Linked DNA regions of Homo sapiens: region 1 is linked to region 2. A link is a loop called in an ENCODE intact Hi-C map of the cell type or tissue named here. Cell type or tissue: PC-3. All regions are shown on one strand. Each heading gives the region's core, and the rest is flanking DNA. Links, peaks and the distances in the headings are about the cores only.

Evidence for each region. A loop is a pair of places that touch in the nucleus more often than their neighbours do. Peaks named below come from ENCODE experiments on the same cell type or tissue, not always from the same donor. Only the 100,000 strongest peaks of a DNase experiment are listed, where the experiment ranks them.
Region 1: a loop joins it to region 2, with 4 times the contacts of the local background. A loop is called at or near these places in 2 of 110 quality-filtered maps.

Annotation. Positions count from the first base shown.
Region 1 is chr10:15,116,977-15,130,032 of GRCh38, forward strand. NMT2 (N-myristoyltransferase 2) reads right to left here. Exons shown (of 12, transcript NM_004808.3): 8 at 11,374-11,482; 9 at 2,367-2,537. It overlaps LOC105376431 (a long non-coding RNA gene), which reads left to right. Exons shown (of 2, transcript XR_930693.4): 2 at 2,247-2,593. Among named protein-coding and RNA genes, the nearest start is that of RPP38, 26 kb to the left of the region's middle. RefSeq lists enhancers at 5,900-6,079, 6,986-7,125. In PC-3, for the core only: no CTCF peak of the experiment used is centred there; a DNase peak (open chromatin) is centred at 6,925; H3K27ac peaks cover 4,841 bases.
Region 2 is chr10:15,196,715-15,207,186 of GRCh38, forward strand. All of the region lies in intron 1 of LOC105376434 (a long non-coding RNA gene), which reads right to left. Among named protein-coding and RNA genes, the nearest start is that of FAM171A1-AS1, 6.6 kb to the right of the region's middle. RefSeq lists an enhancer at 3,656-4,855. In PC-3, for the core only: no CTCF peak of the experiment used is centred there; a DNase peak (open chromatin) is centred at 4,177; H3K27ac peaks cover 3,211 bases.

The sequences.
Region 1 (13,056 bases), core at 2,367-10,366, 77 kb before region 2:
ACAAACATTTAAAGAATTAACACCAATTCTCAATTTCTTCTAGAAAATAGAAGAGGAAATAATACTTCCCAACTCCTATTATGAGACCAGTATTATCTTGATATCTAAACCAGACAGACATTACAAAAAAGGCACTCCAGAGAGATATCTCTCATGAACTCAACAAATACTCAGCAAAATATTAGCAATCAATACAACAATGTATAAAAATAATTATACACCCTGACCAAGTGGATATTTTCTAGGAATGTAAGAGTGACCCAACATTTGAAAACCAATCAATGTAATCTAACATATCAACAGATTAAAGGAGAAAAATCATATGATTACATCTATTGAAGCAGAAGCAGCACTGGAAAAAATCCAATGCCCATTCATAAGAACTCTCAGCAAGTTAGAAATAGAGGAGAATGACCTCAAATTGATTAGGAGCACCCACAGAAAAACCTACAGCTAACATCATACTTCATGGTGAAAGAGTAAATGCTTTTCTCCCACCATCAAGAACACGACGAGGATGACAACCTTCCCCACTCTTTCTCAACAAAGCACTGGAAGATCTAGGTCCTGCATTAATGCAAGACCAATAAATAAAGGCATCGAGATTGGAAAGGAAGCAATAAAGCTGTCCCTATTTGCAGATGACACATTGTCTATGTAGAAATCACAAGGAATCTACACACAAACTCCTGGAACCAGTAAGTGATTTCAGCACTGTGGTAGGATACAAACACACAAAAGAAAGCATTTCTACAGGCTAACAATGAACATGCAGAAACTGAAATTAAAAACACAACACCATTATAATCGCCCCAAAGAAAGTGAAATATCTAGCTATACACTTAAGAAAACATGTACAGGATCTGGATGCTCTTAGAGAATGCTGATAAAAGAGATTTTAAAAGACCGAAATAAATGTAGAGACATTCCATGTTCATGGACTGGAAGACTTTTCAATTATCCTCAAATTAATCTATCAGTGTAATGTAATCCCTATCAAACTACCAGCAAGGTATTTTGTAGGCAAAAATAAGCTTATTCTAAAATGTATATGCAAAAGGCAAAGGAAATAGGTTAATTAAAATGATCTTGACAAACAAGAATAAAGTGGGAGGAATTACTCTACCTGATACTAAGGCTTCCTATATCGCTATAGCAACGAGGTCAGTGTGGTATTAGTGAAAAGACAGACATGGAGATCAACGAAATAGAATATAGAGGACCCAGAAAGGAACGCAATACAAAGTGTTAGTATTCAGCATATAAAAAACCTTTCACGGGCTGGGCACAGTGGCTCACACCTATAATTCCAGCACTTTGGGAGGCCAAGGCAGGTGAATCACCTGAGGTCAGGAGTTCAAGACCAAGCCTGACCAACATGGTGAAACCCCGACTCTACTAAAAATACAAAAATTAGCCGGGCATGGTGGCGCACGCCTGTAATCCCAGCTACTCGGGAGGCGGAGGCAGGAGAATAGCTTGAACCTGGGAGGTGGAGTTTGCAGTGAGCCGAGATTGTGCCACTGCACTCCAGCCTGGGCAACAAGAGCAAAATTCCATCTCAAAACAAACAAACAAAAAACCTTTCATAAATCAGTAAGACAACTACGGTCAAAAAAAAAAAACAGGCAAGTGATGTAAATAGCAAGTTTATAAAAGAAATAAACATGGCTAACAGATTGATGAGATACTCAAATTCATCAACAATGAGGATATAAATTAACAAGATACTGTTCCATACTCATCAGGTGGGCCTAAATAAATTTAAAATCTGACCATACCCACGTCTTGTGAGGATGCAAGGAAACAGGAACTCTCTTACACTGCTCAGGACCTTATTGTGGTGAGCTATTTGGCAATTTCTAAAAATGTGAAAGATGGGTCCAACCACAGACTCAGCAGCTCTAATGATATGCCCTGGAAAGCAGTTCCCAAAATGTGGTCTGTGAACCCTGTGGGTACCTGAGACCCTTTCAGAAATCTGTGAGGTCAAAATGATTTTCATAACACTAAGAAGTTGTTTGCCTTGTTGACAAGTTACCATCAGCATCAACGGTGCAAAGCAGTGCTGTGGGTAAAGCTGCTGGTGCCTTAGCACAAAACAAGACAATGGCACCAGACCACACTCATGGTTACCATATTCCTCAACACCACACCCTCATGGTTCAACAAATGGCAGTTTCACTTAAGCATGTCCTTGATAGAGTATTCAGAATTATTAATCTTATTAACTCTCTACCCTTTAGTACACATCTTTGTAATGTTCTGTGATGAAATAGAAGGAAGTGTGTGTAAATAATTCTGCTGCACGCTGAACACAAAGGGTGCTTCAAGGAGAAGCTTTATGTTTATCACCTTGTCTTTACCTCCACTACAAACGTGTCAATAATGTGCTCCCGGGGGAGGAACCAGTGGGCTACTTCCTCTTCATCCATCACTGGAGCCAGATGAAACTGCTTCAGGTAAGTGTTGATTAATTCTCGAACTGATTTGATATCTTTTGGTTCCATTGGTCTCAAACCTGAAGTCTTTGTAACCTTGTTGGAGGGGAAACAAAACAAATCCAGAAGTTCAGGTAGAAGAGGAGTGAAACGACTTTGCACTCAAAGTGTGGTCTGCAGACCAGCAGAATGAGCAGCACGCGGGAGCTAGTTAGAGCTGCAGAGCCTGGCCCTGCCCCAGATCTAATGAATCCGAATCTGCAACTCAACAAGATTTCCTTGGGTTTGTACATACATTAAGGTTTGAGAAGAGCTGGGTTAAAATATAGGCGAGACAGACAATGTGTTGTATCTTCCTATCTGTGCGGCAAGTCTTTGGTCACTACTGCCCATGACCCAAACAAACATCAAAGGGAACAGTACAAGTTCATGATGTACGCCAATACCCAAAACACACCAATGTATATACCAATGCCAAGAATGTTAACAGTCTACATGATGGGACATAGCCAACTTAGCATGACTTCTGGAGTACAGGCAGCCCTCCGTATCCACTGGTTGTGCATCTGTGGGTTCGACCAACCTTAGACGAAAAATATTCGGGGAAAAAAAACTGGATCGTTGCATCTGTGCTGATCATGTACGGACTTTTTTTCTTGTCATTATTTCTTAAAAATGCAGTGTAACAACTACTTACATAGCATTTAGATTGTATTTGACCTTATAAGTAATCCAGAGATGATTTAAAGTATACAGGACAGGGGGCATGGTGGCTCATGCCTGTAATCCCAGCACTTTGGGAGGCTGATGCCGGTGGATCATTTGAGGTCAGAAGTTCGAGACCAGCCTGGCCAACATGATGAAACCCTGTCTCTACGAAAAATGTAAAACTTAGCCAGGCGTGGTGACATGCACCTGTAATCCCAGCTACTCGGGAGGCTGAGGCAGGAGAATCGTTTGAAACTGGGAGGCGAAGGTTGCAGTGAACCATGATCACGCCACTGCACTCAAGCCTGGGAGACAGGGAGGGACTTCGTCTCAAAAATAAATAAATAAAGTATACAGGAGGATGTGCATACATTATATGCAAATACACAATGCTACGCCATCTTATATAAGGGACTTGAGCACCCAAGGATTCTGGTATCTGAGGGGTCCTAGAACCAATCCTTCATGGTTTCTGAGGGATGCTTTAAAACTGCCAAGTCTGACATTTTGAAAATACAACTGAGCAACTTGTTTTATTATGCAATAGCCCATTAAAAGCGTGTGGTGATTTTGTTCTCTTGAACAAAAATGATATAGGAGTGAATCATATCAGGCTGGATGGGAAGGCAAGCATTGTTCATAGCCAAGTATTTTCTAAAGGCAAACGGGTTTACAGCCATACCAGCCTGAAAGTGTCCATCTTGTCTAACGGCAAATGGCTGCCAGGGACGCGGCCTGGCCTCTCCTGCCACATCTTCTGGGTAAAGGTGATCAGGGTAGGTGTCTTATCACTACTCCAGAGCTTTAGAATTTAAAAAATTAAGCCATAGGAATAAAACACCTAAAAGTCAGGACAGGTCCCCATTTGAATTTGTTCAGCTGTTGTCCTTGTAAAAGCTCCTGACATCACTTTGCTCTCTAGAACTGTTCAGGGGCCAGGGGACTTGAGACTAAAAGTCAGGAAGCCCAACAAACAGACAATTTTAAACTGAGAAATACAGTTTATTTTTTTCTGTAAACCTGATTTTTCCCCCCCTTGGAGAAACACTAGATACATTTTAAGAGATGAATAATCTGTATATAAATATTGCTACTCTACTTTTTCTGCCCTAAATGATTATTTTTAAAAATTTTATATAATCTAGCAGTTCCACTCTTAAGAAATATTGTTAAAGGAAAAACTTCCTGTAGAATGAGGTCATCACAATTCCTGCATGCCCCCAGGTGGAAGCCCAAGGGGGAAAACAGGTGTTTTTTTTGAGACGGAGTCTCACTCTTGTCACCCAGGCTGGAGTGCAATGGTGCGATCTCGGTTCACTGCAACGTCTGCCTCCTGGGTTCAATCGATTCTCTTGCCTCAGGCTCCCGAGTAACTGGGATTACAGGCACCTGCCACCACGCCCGGCTAATTTTGTGTTTTTAGTAGAGACAGGGTTTCACCACGTTGGCCAGGCTGGTCTCGAATGCCTGACCTCAGGTGATCTGCCCACCTCGGCCTCCCAAAGTGCTGGGATTACAGGTGTGAGCCACCACACTAGGCCAAGGAAAATAGGTTTTCTCTTGAGTGCCAGCTGTCATCAACTATTAGCTGTGCTGGGGTTTCTAAGCTTCAGTGACACACAGTGCTGATTGATTATCGATTAGCTGGGGGAAAGGGGAATGGGAGGTGCATGCTCTGTATTTATACACCAACAGTCCTCAGCTGAATATTTACTATAAGCCATTCTATTATGATGATGTCATGTCTAAAGCACTTCAGCTAAAATGCCATTTAATAATCTAAATTTAGAGAATTTAAGTCCTTCACATTTAACAGGCAATGCATACCTTTAGTCTTTTAGTACCTCTCAAAACCAATGAGTCAGAAATGTCCAGATCTCCACTGGAAATAAATAAGCACTTCTAAATGCTAGTGGGAAGACCAAAACCATATAAAATATATATCATAGTCATTTAAAAAATTAGTTTCTGCTATGAGGCAGACTTAGCTTGATAAATTTCAAATAGCCTTTCTCAATATCAGAATTTTTTTTCTTTTGTTACTGGTTCAGTAACAATCAACAATATCAAGCAATTAGATGAATTAATGAAAGCCACAGGATATATGATATCTGTTAATAGAGAACATTCAGAAATGAAAAAAAAATTTGCCAACTTCCTTCTAGAGCAAAACATTCTTCTGGAGCACAATTCTCATTCATTGAATATCCAACTGTGAAACCACTAAAGGAACTGCCCAGCAGATCGCCTTAAAGCAGCAGTTCTCAAATATTTTGGTCTTGGGACCCTTTTACACTCTTTTTTTTTTTTGAGATGGAGTCTTACTCTGTCGCCCAGGCTGGAGTGCAGTGGTGTGATCTCAGCTCACTGCAACCTCTGCTTCCCGGGTTCAAGTGATTTGATCCTGCCTCAGCTTCCCAAGTAGCTAGGATTACAAGCACGTGCCACCACGCCCAGCTAATTTTTTGTATTTTTAGTAGAGATGCAGTTTTATCGTACTAGCCAGGATGGTCTCGATCTCCTGACCTTGTGATCTGCCCACCTCGGTCTCCCAAAGTGCTGGGATTACAGGCATGGGCCACTGCACCTGGCCTACGCTGTTAATAATGATTGAGTACCTCCAAAGAGCTTTGCTTATGTGGGTTATGCATATCCACACTTATCGCATTAGAAATCAAAACTGAGAACATTTTTAAACAAAAGACTACAGAAATACACATGCCACATGGCCTCTGGAAGACTTCACAGTATACTCAGACGAGAATGAAAGTGAAAAAATTACATACTAGTGTTATTATGAAAATAGTTAAAAAAAAAAAATGACTGCATAGATTCAAAGATCTTGGGGGACTTCCAGAGGTCCCTGGGCCACACTTTGAGAACTGCTATCTTAGGTCTCTAAAGGTTAGAAAAATAAGTAGCAGAATTTAGACAAGCAATATGTTGCCTAAATTCAGGTAAAAAGTATCATAAGTTTGGCAACTTATAAGCATTTTGAACAAATTTTTATAGAAGCATTAAAGCATAAGAGCACACCAGGATGTACCAGCTATAAAAAACAGAAAGTCCTAGAAAACAGGGTAAGAATATTTACATTTGCTGACTAATAGCTAAAATAATCTGTGTAAGAATGAAATACTGCCAGGCACGGTGGCTCACACCTGTAATCTCAGCACTTTGGGAGGCTGAGGCAGGCGGATCACAAGGTCAAGAGATCGAGACCATCCTGGCCAACATGGACTAAAATACAAAAATTAGCTGGGTGTGGTGGCACGTGGCTGTAGTCCCAGCTACTCAGGAGGCTGAGGCAGGAGAATTGCTTGCATCCAGGAGGCGGGGGTTGCAGTGAGCCAAGATCGCATCACTGCACTCCAGCCTGGCGACAAAGCGAGACTTCGTCTCACAGAAAAAAAAAAAAAAAAAAAAAAAAGAAATAACTTTTGAAAAGCAAAACAAACACTCAAATTATAACTATTGTCCTCAGAAAGAACCAGGAAGGCTATTGGGCTTACATTAAAATGGCTAGCTTCCGTATAATGGAATAGTGAAGCGGTCATGTTTTCTGAGAGTTCAATAAAATGCAGAGAATCATTTCCAGTAAATAAGAAAAATCTCAGTTTCATAAGCAAACTCTGTATCTGAATCAGATATCCTTTCCCATGGCCCAACTAATATGCATGATTCATGGGCCTCTACGTAGATTGAAATCTGTGTAAAATCTGCTTATAAGTACATAAGGAAATGAAGCTCAGAGCTCTATTAAAAAACAGTAGTGTTGTTATCTGTCAAGTTGTGGTACAAACCGTTTGAGAGCCAAGATTCCAGAGAAGAGATGTAAGCAATGATTATGGTTATTTATATGATTCAAAAAGGAGCAAACAGAATGCTAACCACTAAAAAAACCATCTAATGCCACTAAATATAGAACACCTTATATGCCTCGACATGTCTAAGCAAGCACACCCTCCTTGCAGCACAGTGCTAAGACCTTAGTGGATCATTCTCTGACTTCTGCTTTTTATCAACATCAAATTACCTTTCAGCTCATTGACACAGATGCGCAAAATCGAACTTGGAAATACTCAACACCAGATCAAAAAAACAAAACAAAATAAAATCTCCCCAAACACTGAAAGGGTAGGGAGGCATCGTAAGGCGTGTTTCTTGGGGAAACCTTAGTATTTTAGGTAACAGTTGTGAATGGCGCAGGCCCTGCGACAGCTCTGCTTCTGGCCAGCAGACTCTGAGCAAGTCAATCTGTGTTCTCATGGCCCCTTCTGTGCTATGGGGATAAGGACCCATCCTCCTGTGGCTGTTGTGATTAGTAAATGAGACTACGGCTGTTAAATGTCGAGCATAACGCCGGCCACAATAAATGTTAGCTCCTATATTCAAAAGTCCATGAAAAAGACAGAAAGCTGGCACTCCTACAAGCAAAAAGAGTAACAATGAAGCAGAAAATGAGATTGATCTATACAGCAAAAGCTGTATTCCATAAGTTTGCTTTTACGCTGAATGGTACAAAAATGTTCTTAAATAACTTGACTGCTAGCAGTGGTATCACCCATCTGGGCCCATAGGAGAGGAAGGGGCATCCGGTGTATGCAGTTCTGTCCAGTTTAACTCAAGAGGCAGACACCCAAGGGACTGCTGCCAGCACCTTCCAATTTCATAATATCTGTACTTTAATCTCTCTTTTATTCTATTAATTTACTCTTTATTTTCCTTTCCTTTCCTATGACTTAAAAGGGGGAAAGGAGACTGGGGCAAGCCAATGAGAACTGTTTGCATCTTGACAATCGTCCTTTTCTGCCTTGATTTATGCTGTACTCACAGTGAGACATTCAGTGGGGCTGAGCCATGGTGTCCCCATAGTGGGTAATGTTAGAGGGGATGGCAGAGGCAGAGGGAGCTAACAGGGAAACATGGAGGTCTGGGGCCTGCATCCCAAGCCCTCCACTTGGTGATATTAACACATCCTCGCCTAAGTGCCAACTGTCACATACCTCAGTTTCTTCATCTGTAAAATGGGGATAAGAAGTACTAACTTCAAAAGGTTGCTGTGAGAATAAATTGAATAATGTATTTGAAAGCACTTCATAACCTTCAATTTATGGGTGGGGGAAAGGCAGTCACTATCACAGCACGACTGGAACAGGACTGCTACCAGGAACCCAGGTTCACTGGAAGTAAGATGCCACAGTCTGGTTTCATAATACACGCCTATACCCAGGAGAAGATTGACTCTTGTACAAAAATATTAAGGCTGATGAATGGAGTCAAGTCAAAAATAGCTTTAGCACTTTAAGAAAATCATTGTGAGTAAACCAATGGTATGTGCTAAAACTCCTTATTCTTCACTCCATTGTAGGCAACCTACATGTAAGTGTGTCTTTTCCTTGTACATAAGCTAGGCTGCTTGAGGTTCAAGAAACTGAAATTTGGAGAGACCAAAGTGGAACAGCATTTGCCCATAGTGAAAAAAAGAGGCATTTTTGAAGTTTGTATGTATGTATGTATGTATGTACGTATGTATTTAGTTATTTATTTAGTTATTTATGAGATGGAGTCTCGCTCTGTGGCCAGGCTGGAGTGCAATGGCGTGATCTCAGCTCACTGCAACCTGTGCCTCCTAGGTTCAAGCGATTCTCCTGCCTCAGCCTCCCTAGTAGCTGGGACTACAGCCATGTGCCACCATCCACAGCTAATTTTTTAATTTTTAGTAGAGATGGGGTTTCACCATGTTGGCCAGGGTGGCCTCGATCTCTTGACCTTGTGATCTGCCCGCCTTGGCCTCCCAAAGTGCTGGGATTACAGGTGTGAGCCACCGCGCCTGGCCGAAGATTTTATTTCAATTCACACGTCACAACACTTCAAACAAAAGATCCCATCAGTGGCACACAGATTCTAAGATGGCCCCCAGTGATCCCACCTCCTGGGGTTCACAGCTGGTGTGATCTGCTCCTGTTACGTGTGGGCAGGACCTGTGATTTGGTTCTAACCAATAGAAATGGCAATGGCGGCTGGGCGCAGTGGCTCACACCTGTAATCCCAGCACTTTGGGAGGCTGAGGCGGGTGGATCACCTGAGGTCAGGAGTTCGAGACCAGCCTGACTAATATGGTGAAACCCCATCTCTACTAAAAATACAAAAATTAGCTGGGCGTGGTGGTGCACACCTGTAATCCCAGCTACTTGGGAGGCTGAGGCAGGAGAATTGCTTGAACTCAGGAGGCGGAGATTGCAATGAGCTGAGATTGTGCCATTGCACTCCAGCCTGGACAACAGAGCGAGCCTCCATCTTAAAAAAAAAAAAAAAAAGAAATGGCAATGGCGACTGGATGTCACTTTCATGAATCACCTGCATAGGGTTCTGACTTCCATCTTGCCAGCAGATCCTCTCTATAGACTCTCTCTCTCACTGGCTTTGATGAATAAGCTGCCATGCTGTGAGCTACCCTATGGAGAATCCAACATGGCAAAGAACTGAGGCCCTTGGTCCAACAGCCAGTGAGGAACTCAATCCTGCCAACAACTACAGGAGCATGGAAATGGATCCTTCCCTAGTCAAGTTTCAGATGAGACCTCAGCCCTGGCTGACACCTGGGTGGCAACTTCAGGAGAGACCCTGAACAAAGCACAGGACTCAGCTAAGCTGTGACTGGATTTCTGGCCCACAGAAGCTGTGTGATAATAAATGTTGTTTTAAGCAGCTCAGTTTGTGGTCATTTTTTACATGGCCATAGATAACTAATATAGCCAAGCCCCAAATAAAGCCAAGTCTAGAAAGCACATTTATATTTTTCCCTATTAAAAATGATAACTTGGCTGGGCGTGGTGGCTCACACCTGTAATCCCAGGACTTTGGGAGGCCAAGGCAGGCGGATCACAAGGTCAGGAGTTCAAGACCAGCCTGGCCAACATGGTGAAACCCCCGCCATCTCTACTAAAAATACAAAAATCAGTTGGGTGTGGTGGCACACACCTGTAATTCCAGCTATTTGGGAGGCTGAGGCAGGAGAACTGTTTGAACCCGGGAGGCGGAGGTTGCAGTGAGCCAACATCCAGCCACTGCACTCCAGCCTGGGTAACAGAGCGAGACTCTGTCTCAAAAAATAAAAAAATAAAAAAAATAACTTTTCGCCAGGCGTGGTGGCTCACTCCTGTAATCCCAGCATTATGGGAGGCCGAGGCAGGCGGATCACAAGGTCAGGAGATCAAGACTATCCTGGCTAACATGGTGAAACCCCGTCTCTACTAAAAATACAAAAAATTAGCCGGGCATGCTGGCGGGCGCCTATAGTCCCAGCTACTCAGGAGGCTGAGGCAGGAGAATGGCGTGAACCCAGGAGGTGGAGCTTGCAGTGAGCCGAGATCCCGCCACTGCACTCCAGCCTGGGCGACAGAGTGAGACTCCGTCTCAAAAAAAAAAAAAAAAAAAAAAAATAAATAAATAAATAAATAAATAAATAAAATAAAATAAATAAATAACTTTTCGCTGGGTGCAGTGGCTCATGCCTGTAATCCCAGCACCTTGGGAGGCTGAAGCAGGCGGTTCACTTGAGGTCAGGAGTCTGAGGCCAGCCTGGCCAACATGGTGAAACCCCATCTCTATTAAAAATGCAAAAATTAGCCGGGTGTGGTGGCGGGTGCCTGTAGTCCCAGCTACTTGGGAGGCTGAGGTGGGAGAATCGCTTGAACCCGGGAGGCAGAGGTTGCAGTGAGCTGAGATTGTGCCATTGCGCTGAAGGGGCAACAGAGCAAGACTGTCTCCAAAAAAAAAAAAAATGACAACTTTTCACATTGAGAACGAGATAGTTTAAGAAGATGATAATTTAATGAGACATTATTTCCACTCGCTGGGTCTCTCCTCTACACTTGATTCCTGAGTTCCAACGCATTAAGAGATCAGCAGCCTGGACTTTTCTTCCTTCTTACTTAACAGACCATAAATTTCCCAAATTTCAAAACTTACTTGCCTTGAGTTCAGTCTTATCCAACTACCAATGAAACAACTTTAAGAGCCTTGGGAAAAAAGGAAAGATTGGCATTTCCAAACAAACTCCCTACCTTCCCTAGCTCCCGAGTTCCATGAAATCTCTTTCGCTCCATATTCACTTCCTCAGACACACCAGTCAGTTTTTAGACTCCTGCAAATAATTCTTTTCTGCATTAAAAGCGTCAGTTGTTACAGCTTCAAAAAACTGCAAATCATTCTTACTTACATCTGGAAGTCTGTATAGCTTCATTGTTCTCTGTAAAGTCATATTTCTACTCAAGTGAGAAAATTTCACTTCTACCAATTTTCTGGGGTTTAGTGATCGATGCCAGTATCTGGAATACAATAAAGGTTTTAAAATCAAATTGATTTCTAACTCTACAAGTTTTCACTCTTTGTCTCAGCTTGGCTGTTACATAAGCATTTACTGAATACTTACGTTGTACTAGACAGAGGCCCTCATCCTATGTCATCATTTTATCCGTCCAGTTTTAATCTCTAAAATACATCTTATACTCCAGTTATGTTCCTCAGGAGTTTGTGACCTTTCATCTTTTTCACTAAAGTGGAATCTTAAAACTGCAAAGGAAATATTAGTTGGCTGGGCACGGTGGCTCATGCCTGTAATCCCAGCACTTTGGGAGGCTGAGGTGGGCAGATCACTTGAGGCCAGGAGTTCAAGACCAGCCTGGCCAACATGGTGAAACCCCATCTCTACTAAAAATACAAAAATTAGCCAGGCACGGTGGTGTGCACCTGTAATCCCAGCTACTCGGGAGGCTGAGGCAGGAGAATCACTTGAACCTGGGAGGCAGAGGTTGCAGCAGTAAGCCGAGATCATGCCACTGCACTCCAGCATGGGCAACAGAGCAAGACCGTCTCACACACACACAAAAAAGAAATATTAATCATACCCAGGTTTCCAAGTGTGTAAGGACCATCACTGATTCTACAAAAGGCCAATCAGAAAGTTTAAAAACATGAAAATAAATCCCCTAAATTAGTCACCTTCACTTTTACAGCCTACACACCAAAGAAAACAACTTTTTGAAAACTAGCTTAAATTTCTTCAGTGATTCCAGGCTCTGGGATAAGTGATTTATATTAAAATATACCCCTGAAGTCTAGTATTCCATTTACTTAACGAATGTAATAATTTAACAGGATATAGTAATTTTAAGTTTCATCCTATTTGAGTCAATAAAAACAGTGGTGAGGGGTGGGGAGATAAACTCTGATGTTTTAGAAACAGGTTAGTCTTGTGGGAATCTGATCATTTTCTCACTGGAATAACCTGTGAAAGCTTGACTAGTGCAGACGAAGTTGTAAAAACATAGCTTAGGTCTTCCTACTCTGAACAAACAAATACATCTGAGGCTTTTGAATGGATGCTTATTAGACTTTCAGGACACTTTGGTGGTGCTGCAAAGCATGGCAGAAAACTGATCTTTGGGGTGGAAAGAAAATGGTATGACATTGGAATTTTAAGATCATCATGTCCTAGGTTTTCCCATGTAGAGACAGCATTCATCTTTCACATGGAATAGACTTAGAAGTATAGATCCACACGAGGTCAGGAGTTCAAGACCAGCCTGACCAACATGGTGAAACCCTGTCTCTACTAAAAATACAAAAATTAGCTGTGTGTGGTGGCACATGCCTGTAATCCCAGCTACTCGGGAAGCTGAGGCAGGAGAATCACTTGAACCCAGGAGGCGAGTTTGCGGTGAGCCAATATCACGCCACTGCATTCCAGCCTGGGCAACAGAGTAAGAGTCTGCCTCAAAAAAAAAAAAAAAAAAAAAAGTATAGATCCAGCATCATTAGTAGGAAAATGTCAAAAACTTTTTTTTAATCACCAAGTGGCAAATGATATACCAGAAAGAATACTGGACTTGGTGATTCTAGG
Region 2 (10,472 bases), core at 1-8,000:
CCCCTTCCCCCATCTCCCTCCCTCCCTCCCTCCTTTCCTTGCTTCCTCCCTCCCTCCCTCCATCTCACTATGTCACCCAGGCTGGAGTGCACTGGTGTGATCATGGCTTCACCTCCCAGTCTCAAGTGATACTCCTGCCTCAGTCTCCTGAGTAGCTGGGACTACAGGTGCACGTTACCACATGTGACGTTTTTTTTTTTTTTTTTTTTTTTTTTTTTTAGTGGAGCTGTCTCACTGTGTTGCCCAGGCTAGTCTCCAACTCCTGGGCTCAGGTGATCCTCTTGCCTCAGCTTCCCAAAGTGCTGGGGTTATAGCTGTGAGCCACCATGACCAGCCAACGTTATTTTTTTTCTAAAAAAAGGTGGAATCGTTTTTGAAACAGTAATTGCCTAAGACCCGAATACATGACTCAATAAAGATCGGAAGATGTCACCTGCCCGGGTTATCTTCCCACCCCCAGAACCCTGATGCACTTCAGAATAATTTTAAAATCAATTGCTCTGGATACTGAAGAAACGAAGAGTATGAGAAAAATAAGCATCATTGGAAACCATCTGTCTGCACCCGTAGATATCACAAATGTGTGGTGAAAAAAAAATAAGACCAACTTGGGCCTGCTTTGAAGAGAGCTCTCTCTGGTTCTTTCATTCTCCCTTTTATATTTATGGATGCATTATGACCTGGGTCAACCAAAAAATAGAAAAATAAAGTGGAGCAGGAAGCCAAAGATTGAGTCATACAGAATTATATCTTTAACAGAACTAGATCCACCTAAAAGAATGATAAACAGGATGTGTCAAACATCATAGTATGAGGCTGAAGTTAAAGAAACAAACTCTATTTAAGGGTACCAAGAATAGCATCATTTTCATCTCGGCTGTAACCAAAGCCAGATAGCATGCTTAGCATAGTCTTTTAATCTGGAACTATCTTTTTGCTAGCTGGGTTTTATCCATTCCAGCCCTTCATTTAATGGCCAGGCTTCCATCTCGGCTTCTGCCTTAGGGAGATTAAAAATGGTGATTTAGGGGGCCGGGCGCGGTGGCTCATGCCTGTAATCCCAGAACTTTAGGAGGTCGAGGTGGGTGGATCACAAGGTCAGGAGACTGAGACCATCCTGCCCAACATGGTAAAACCCCGTCTCTACTAAAAATACAAAAAATTAGCTGGGCATGGTGGCAGCTCACTGCAACCTCTGCCTCCCAAGGCTCAAGCCATCCTCTTACCTCAGTCCTCCATAGTTAGGACTATGGGCATGCACCAACACACCTGGATAATTTTTGTATTTTTGGTAGAGACAGGGTTTCGCCATAACGCCCAGGCTGGTTTCAAACTCCTGGGCTGGAGCCATACACCCACCTCAGCCTTCCAGAGTGCTGGGATTAGAGGCATGAGCCTCCGCACCTGGCTTTCATGTGTACCTTGAGTCAGGATCCTGCAGAATCCCTGCTGCAACTTGGAAGGCGCATTGTGAAGCCATGCTCCTGAGCTGCAGTTGTGGTGCAGAGGACTGAACATTTGAATTAATGTATTGAATTAGTTTGCTTTGGCATTCAATCTTTACTTTGCTGGGGTGGGAGGGGATGGCAATAATGGAGAACATGTGGTCAGAGGGAGAGTTGTGGTCAGCACTTCTCTCTCCCTCCTGTAGCTTTAGCCTCTTTGCTCGCAGAAGTTTCTGCCCCCTCCCCTAACCCTGGGCTTGGGAGTAAAGCAGGGATAGGGTCAGAGGGTGGGAGGGTGCCTGGAGTTATCAGCACTGCTTTGTCCAAAGAAATCCTCCAAAATGCTCTCACTGTCTCTCATGACCCTTTTTAAAGTGGACTAAGCATTGTGGGGCCGGTTTCCAGGCATTCTCTTTGTAAATTCCGCACACTGACACCCTGTTACACCGGTATCCAATTCTGGAGAAGGGCTCTCCCTTTCTGATCCATTCAAAGGATTCTTAAGACTAACCTTCTGAGACAGGATCTCACTCTGTCACCCAGGCTGGAGTGCAGTGGTGCGATCTCAGCTCACTGCAGCCTCCACCTCCCAGGCTGAAGCGATCCTCCCACCTTAGCCTCCTGAGTTGCTGGGACTGCAGCTGTGGGTCACCACACCCAAGTCATTTTTGCATTTTTTTTTTTGGAGATAGGGTTTCCCTGTATTGCCCAGGCTGGTCTTAAACTCATGAGCTCAAGTGATCTGCCCACCTTGGCCTCCCAAAGTGCTGGGATTACAGGCATGAGCTGCCATGCAAGTGTCCCCCACCTTTTTTTTGGTTTTGTTTCTGAGACAGAGTCTCAGTCTGTCACTTAGGCGGGAGCGCAGTGGCATGAACACAACTCACTGCAGGCTTGACCTCCTGGGCTCAAGTGATCCTCCTACCTCAGCCTCCTGAGTAACTGGGACTACAGGCATGTGTCACCATGCCCAGCTAATTTTTTTTTTTTTTTTTTTTTTTGGTAGAGGCGGAGTCTCCCCATATTGCTCAGGCTGGTCTCAAGATCCTGAGCTCAAGCAATCCACCCATCTTGGCCTCCCAAAGTTCTGGGATTACAGGCAAGAGTCACCGAGCCCGGCCAAGGCTAACTTATTCTTTTTTTTTTTTCTGAGACGAAGTCTTGCTCCATGGCACAGGCTGGAGTGCAGTGGCGGGATCTCGGCTCACTGCAACCTCCATCTCCCAGGTTCAAGTGATTCTCCTGCCTCAGCCTCCCAAGTAGCTGGGATTACAGGGGTGTGCCACCACACCTGGCTAATTTTTGTATTTTTAGTAGAGACAGGGTTTCACCATGTTGCCCAGGCTGGCCTCGAACTCCTGACCTCAGGTGATCCGTCCACCTTGGTCTCCCTAAATGCTGGGATTACAGGTGTGAGCCACTGTGCCCAGCCCAGACTAACTTATTCTTAAGACAGTGAAGGCTGAAGTTTGTAGTTCAGTCTGCACTGGACCTCCCTCAGGTCTCTGAACTCTTTGCCACATGTGGCTGAAACATTATTTAGCAAGAGGCATCCCCCACTCTGTGTTGTGTGGCCTCTTCAGCAAAGAGGTGCCTGACAGTCCCCTCTGAATAATGACATAGTTTTCTCTAACAACCAGAATTTGTCTTTCAAAGATGTTTATGCTAATCTCAGCTGTAAGATCTCAGACAGTCCTAAGAGAAAGGCATGTTGAATCCATCCATTACCTATCCCCACAATCTTCTAGGGTTCCAGGGCTTTCATCCTGAGTGAAACCTACACTGCTTGTTCCCTTTTTTCATTATTTAGTGTGAGTGAAGCCAAAACTCAGTCATTCTCCGAGGTGGAGAAATTTCATACAGATTTTGATGTCTGATATTCTATCTGCTTGCACTGTTAAATTTCTCAAATATGTATATTTGTTTTCTCAGCAAAATCGTAAATTTATTGGGGAAATGAGGAATCATAGTTCATCTTTCCATGGGAAGGAGCCAGCTGCCCTGGGATCTCAGCAGCTTCACTGGTGAAGAGGGTGGGAACACTGTCCCCCTGAGCAGAGGCTGCGGCTACAAGGCTTGTTGGTGACAAGGACAAGGATAAGTCAAGACTTCCATAAACTTGAAGCAAGGAGGTGAACAGGAAGCTCCTGGTGAATTTCCTATTCACATCTTCAAAACTTTTATTGGCCAAGTGCAGTGGCTCACACCTTTAATCCTAGCACTTTGGGAGACTGAGGCAGGAAGATCTTTTGAGGCCAGAAGTTCTACAGCAGCCTGGGCAACCATGTGAAGCTCCATCTCTACGAAAAATAAAAATAAAATAAAAATTAGCCGACTGGTATGGCATGCATCTGTGGTCTCAGATACTTGGGGGGTTGATGCAGGAGGATTACCTGAGCCCAGGAGTTTGAGGGTGCAGTGAGCTGTGATCACTCCCCTGCCCTCCAGCCTGGGTGACAGAGCCAGACCCTGTCTCAGAAAAGAAAAACCAAACTTTTTTATTGGGGCTTGATATTACTTGGAATAAAGAAGCCACAACAATATCATCACTCTGTTATTATCTAGACTATCAGCATACTAGCGATATGAATCATAACAAAACTATAATACGATTTTATCTATAGAGTCACACATTGAAACAATTGGGAGTAACCTTATCAAAGGAAACAGATAACTGATAATGATCACACTTGTGAATAATTTCACAAAGAATGTGGTGACTTCATTCACCAAGGATTTCTGGAATCCTGAATTCCAGGTCAGTGGTAAAGCCTCAGAGGACAGAGGGAGGAAAAGGATTGAGTCATACCAAGGCATTTTTTAATTATTCCAAAGGTCATTCTCAAGTTAAAAAAATCACAACATCATTGTTATTATGATGGTATTCCTGAAAATCAAGAGATTCTAATTCACACAAGATATTCCATCATTTGACAGCTGTCACCAAGGGTAAAATTTTTTTTTAAATTATTCAGTTGAAATAATTAAAGTTTGGTTGAAAAAGTCAAGATGTTATATGGGGGTCAGTTCAGCCCTATATTTTCTAAGTACGTCAATCTGAAGTTTCAGGCACAAAGAATAGACATCCAAAGAAATTCAACTTGCAGCCAGGTGTGGTGGCTCACACCTGTCATTCCAGCAATTTGGGAGGCTGAGGTGGGAGGTTGCTTGAGGCCAGGATTTTGAGACCAGCCTGGGCAACATATCCATTGATGCTGTCTTATCCCGGTGATGATCTGAGGGGAGCTAGCTGCAGTATTATAGAAAAATGACATCTTTAAAAAATGACTATCTTTCATATGAGATCCTCAAAAATGCTCTATGGCCAAGAATTGTCTCTGTTCTCTATTGCTACTTGTCTGAAGATGTGCCTCTTCAGCTTTTACCCTTTAATCCAGAAAAGGCAAACCTCATCCCTGAGAAAGACCTTATATTCCTTTTCACTTACTCAAGAAAAAGAAGAAAATTTTTCTGTCCTCTGTCCAGGAAAAATGTAACTGATCTTCAATGCAATTTGAGCTTTTCTCTGTTTCCAAGTAGATATTTTTTATTTGCCATCATTATGCCCCATTTATGGGTCTCATCATCTCAAATGTGAAATTTCCCACTGCTGGGCATCTGATCTCATTTTAACCTTCTCTCTTACCTTCTCTGGCCTTTGAAGAGTGACTAATGTACTAGGACTCCAAAATAACCAACCTCGGAGAGTAGCTATCAAGTTATTTTTCTGAGGCTCGCAGGATCATTTAACATTACTATTACTGTGTTTCTGGAAGACATTTATAATTATGTTATACTGTTTATAAAATGGTTAGCATTCTGGGAAACAAAGCTTTTAGCTTTCCATAATGAAAGCAGCTCTATTGAATAAGCATTGCAAAGTGGCAGAGAGCACCGTTCATAAATGAAGTTACTCTGCTTCTTTATTTGTCTGTGAAATGACAGAAGAAATAACCTCACCAGTTGACTGTAAGGACCACAGGACACGTTTAGAGCCCTTCTGGAAATGTGGGAGGTACTAAGTGTTAGCCGTGGTTCCCAGCCCTGGAATTCATCTCTCTAAGGCAGCTGTGTGGGGTAGAGAGAATACTGCACTTCTGAACACAGCATGTGAGTTTCAGTGCAAATCCTGGGTCTTCGCCACTGTTTTGGTAAGAATTTATTTCAGTGTCTTTGAATGCAAGTGTGGATTAACATCACCTGCCTTAGCTATACAGCAGGGTAGCTGTGAGAATCATAACACAATAATGTAATATGAGGCCGGGCGTGGTGGCTCACGTGGTGGCTTACGCTGGGGCTGTAATCCCAGCACTTTGGGAGGCCGAGGCTGGCAGATCACCTGGGGCCAGGAGATTGAGACCAGCCCGGCCAACGTGGTGAAACTCTGTCTCTACTAAAAATACAAAAATTAGCCAGGCATGGTGGCACACGCCTGTAGTCTCAGCTACTTGGGAGGCTGAGGCAGGAGAATCACTTGAACGTGGGAGGTTGCAGTGAGCCGAGATTGTGCCACTGCCCACCAGCCTGGGTGACAGAGCAAGACTGTGTCTCAACAAAAAAGGAATGTATTATGAAAGTGGTGTGTAAAATGAAACTCTTTAGGGAGTTATTATTATACTTTGTCTTTTACAGTTGGTTCCCTGGTTTTGAACCTGCCTTGGCAAAAACTATAACAGGAAATGATGACAGTGAAAGAGATCTGATCCAACCAACCCCCATTTTGCTTTTAGCTTCCAAGCTGCCCATAGTTATTCCTGGGTTTGGGCCAAGCTAACTTTGGGAGAGACTTAGTTTACAGTTTCAATGATAACAGCCCTTTCCCCAAACTAAAGCACCTTTGTAAAGCTAATGAAAGACAATCAGGTTAGGAGACTGATAGGAAGCTGAGTTCTGCTAGGGTGTAGACAGAAATGGTTACCAGCCATTGTTCCGGAGGCCACAAGATGTACAACTTCCCCAATCACTCCTGCAAATAGCATCGTATCATAGAATTTAAGATTGCCCTTTTGAGATGCCTTTTTCAGGTTTTTGCATTTCTGATGACTGACCAATGGCTTCACCTGGACCCACCAACCAGTCCTGGGGCCACACCCAGAAGCAGACTCAGTGCTCACAATGACCATTCCCCACACCCCTATGATTGCACCCCCAACCAATCAGCAGCACCCGTTCCCTTGATTGCCAAACTATCCTTGAAAAATCCTAGCCTCCAAATTTTCAGGGAGGCTGATATGAATAATGATAAAACCCTGGTTTCCCATTCAGCCAGCTCTATGTGGGTAAAACTCTTCCTCCATTACAATTCCCCTGCCTTGATAAATTGGCTGCATCTGGGCAGCAGGCAAGAAGAACCCACTGAGAGGTTACAGTTTCATTCCTCAGGTCTATTAATCAGGTTTTCCAGAGAAACAGAACCAATTGGTGTGTATATAAAAGAAGATTAGGAGGAATGGGCTTACAAGATGATGGTGTTTGTGAAGTCCCACGATCTGCCATTTGCAAACTGAGACCCAAGAAAGCTGGTGGTGTAACTCAGGCTGAAGGCCTGAGAACCAGGGGGCCAATGGGGCTAAGTCCCAGTCCAAGGGCAAAAAAAGATGAGATGAGATCACCCAGCTCAACAGTGAGGCAGAAAAACAAAAGGAGGCGAACTCCTGTCTCTCTGTTTTGTTCCATTCGGGCCCTCAATGGATAGCATTTAAAAGACAGAAACCCCTAAATTATGAATTTCAGAGATTATATAGGAACTACATCATAGCTGCCCCCATCCCTTCTAGAGACTTGGAGAGAAACCCTAAACCTTAACGTTTTTTTTTTTTTTTTTTTTTTTGAGATGCAGTCTTGCTCTGTCACCCAGGCTGGAGTGCAATGGCACGATCTCAGCTCACTGCAACCTCTGCCTCCCAGGTTCAAGTGATTCTCCTGCCTCAGTCTCCCGAGTAGATGGGATTACAGGCATGTGCCACAACATCTGGCTAACCTTTTTTGTATTTTTAGTAGAGAACGGGGTTTCACCATGTTGGCCAGGCTGGTCTCAAACTCCTGACCTCAGGTGATCAACCCGCCTTGGCCTCCGAAAGTGTTGGGATTACAGGCATGAGCCACTGCGCCCAGCCAGAAATCCTAACTTTCTAATGGAAACAAATTGTCATAGGGAAGAGAATGGGAAGGCCCTATGTGTTACAGCAAATGCCAGTGCAGATCAATGAATGCAAAGGCACAGCTCCAAGAGAGATAAACCCGCAAATCTCTCCAGAGTAATTCACGATCTGTTTTCCAAAATGATTAATATTCCCTCATCCTTTAATCCAGTGTTAAATTAAGTTTAGCCTAAAGCGGCCTCCTTGTAAATTTGGCCTAAAGGTTTCTCCCACATAGGGAACTATAACGGGATGTACAAACAGACTGGTAACTGCCCTTACCAATCACCGAGTTCTGGCCAATCAAAGGGGCCAACTGTTTAAACTGCCTTCAAGTGAGAGAAATGGTAAGCAGTAGGCAATTTGGCTATCTCTGGACCTCACGTCACTTTCCTTTGCCTCTGACATGGTGGCAGTGCCGGAGTCTCCCTCAGCCTATTCTGGTTCAGGCAGTAGGGTAGGAGCACCTGGCACTGATAACTTGACCGTACTCTGAGAATGACCCTGTAGGGCGGGCACACCTGAATGTGTATTCAGAGTTCCATGCTAGGGAATCTGGGAGTAGCCCACCCCGAGATCCATTCCTTTTCTATGAAAAACATTTGATCCCCCACCCTGGCCCATGGAACACAGGTCGTACAGGGGATTGAGACCCTTTGTTTTGGGTTAAATGAAGGTTGCCAGGTGGAATTTGTTAGAGGGAGGGTGTAAAATGAAAATGCTATCTAAACTGCATGCATTTTGCAAGGATTTGCAGTTTTCCTGCTTGGCCCACTGCCACTGGACTCTCTCCCCTGTATGTAAGCCCCCAATAAAACCCACGTCTCCTTCGCTGGTGCGGGATCTCGTCTTTGGCCTCTTGTACCTGGTGCCATCCCTACTGAGATTAATAGGGGTCTGGCATGACAAAGGGGGCTGCCCGATTCGAGAATTGTTCTTTGCTCAATTAAACTGTTACATTTGTCTAGAGTTTTTAATACTAGGTTGCCAGTAACTTTTGCTCAGGAAACTGAGCTACACAGAAACATGAAAACATTCATGTTGTTGGCCAGGCGCGGTGGCTCACACCTGTAATCCCAGCACTTTGGGAGGCCGAGGCGGGCGGATCACGAGGTCAGGAGTTCAAGACCAGCCTGGCCAACATGGTGAAACCCCATCTCTACTAAAAATACAAAAATTAGACGGGCATGGTGGCGTGTGCCTGTAATCCCAGCTACTTGGGAGGCTGAGGCAGAAGAACCTCTTGAACCCAGGAGGCGGAGGATGCAGTGAGCCAGGAGCGCGCCACTGTACTCCAGCCTGGCGACAGAGCGAGACTGCGTCTCAAAAAAAAAAAAAAAAAAATTCATATTGTTTCCTGACAGCAAGTGGAGTCAAAAGAACTTGCCTGGATTTGGGGGTGAGGTTGACAGATGTTTGTAGGGTGACCCTGAGGTTTCTGGCCAAGGAAACTATATGGTGAGGCCATTTATTGGGATAGTACATAGGCAAAAACTAGGAGAACTGGTTTCCCTGATTTGCGGAGGAGTAGGGAATTCACGGGACAACATGAAGATAATAAATAGAGTTTTAGGTGCTTGAGGATGCTCAGTCTGCAGTTTGAACTCAGTGGCAGGCCTGGGATGCAGATACGGACGTGGGAGTCCCAAACAGGCAGTGATGTGAAATTGCTCGGGCAAGATGGCAGGAATAACCTGGACCTTGGGAAGAGGACGGACGGTAGAGCCAAGACATGTTGACACAGTGTGTCCACCTTCGGTTTTTCAACAGGCCATTGTGAACAGGAAGAGAGAAATCTGTTAGGCACTGCTGCCCAACTTGACATGCTATTTCACATAAATGCTTCCCCAACTGCAAATCTGGGGTATAGCTGTTAATCGACCCCAGAAACAAAGAGAAAAGTGAATAATTCCCTGAGGTACCCAATGGAAGGTGCTACCAGGCTGTAAAGTAGCTTCAATGTTTCTAAAGCAGTGGTCTACAAGCCTGTGTATGAGAATCAGCTAGGGAGAGTTTTTGTTTGTTTGTTTTGTTTTTAAACCAGTTTCACCTACAGAGATCCTAATTCAATCAGTCTGTGGTGGGGCCCAAATGCTTTAATATTTTTTTTCCAGCTCCCAGGGGATGCTAACATGTATCCATGGTTTGGATCCATGTCCCCGCCAAATCTCATGTTGAAATGTGATCCCCAGTGTTGGAGGTGGGCCTGGTGGGAGGGGCTTGGATCACAGGGGTACCTCTCATGAATGGCTTGGTGCTGTTCCCTTGCTGATGAGTGAGTCCACGTGAGATCTGGTTTAAAACTATGGCACCTCTCTTGCTCCCACTCTGGCCATGTGTGATGCCTGCTCCTGCTCTGCCTTCTGCCATGATTGTAAACTCCCTGAGGCCTCCCCAAGTAGATGCTGGTGCCATGCTTCCTGTACAGCCTGCAGAACCATAGCCAGTTAAACCTGTTTTCTTTATAAATCACCCAGCCTCAGGTATTCCTTTACAGCAACACAGGAATGGCCTAACACCCCAGGTTTGAGCAACACTGTTCTATAGTTACATGCACATTATCTTATTACCATAGAGCAACTCAATTCAAGAATTCAAGAACGGCTGCCATGTTTTACAGAGGTATTGCTTTCAGTAGCAAATTATGGTGATTGGGGACTTACCCTAACATTATTGCCTTGTAGACAGTGTCCTAACACATGTTTCCAGACAAATCTTTAAGAAGGCTGCACCTTCACAGAGCTCACTGGCTATCTTCAGACACCAGGCAAAACATCCCCTTTGAGCAAAGGAGATATTACTCAGCTGAAGCTTGCAGAAAGCAGTACGATGGGGCCGGGCACCATGGCTCACGCCTGTAATCCCAGCACTTTGGGAGACCGAGGTG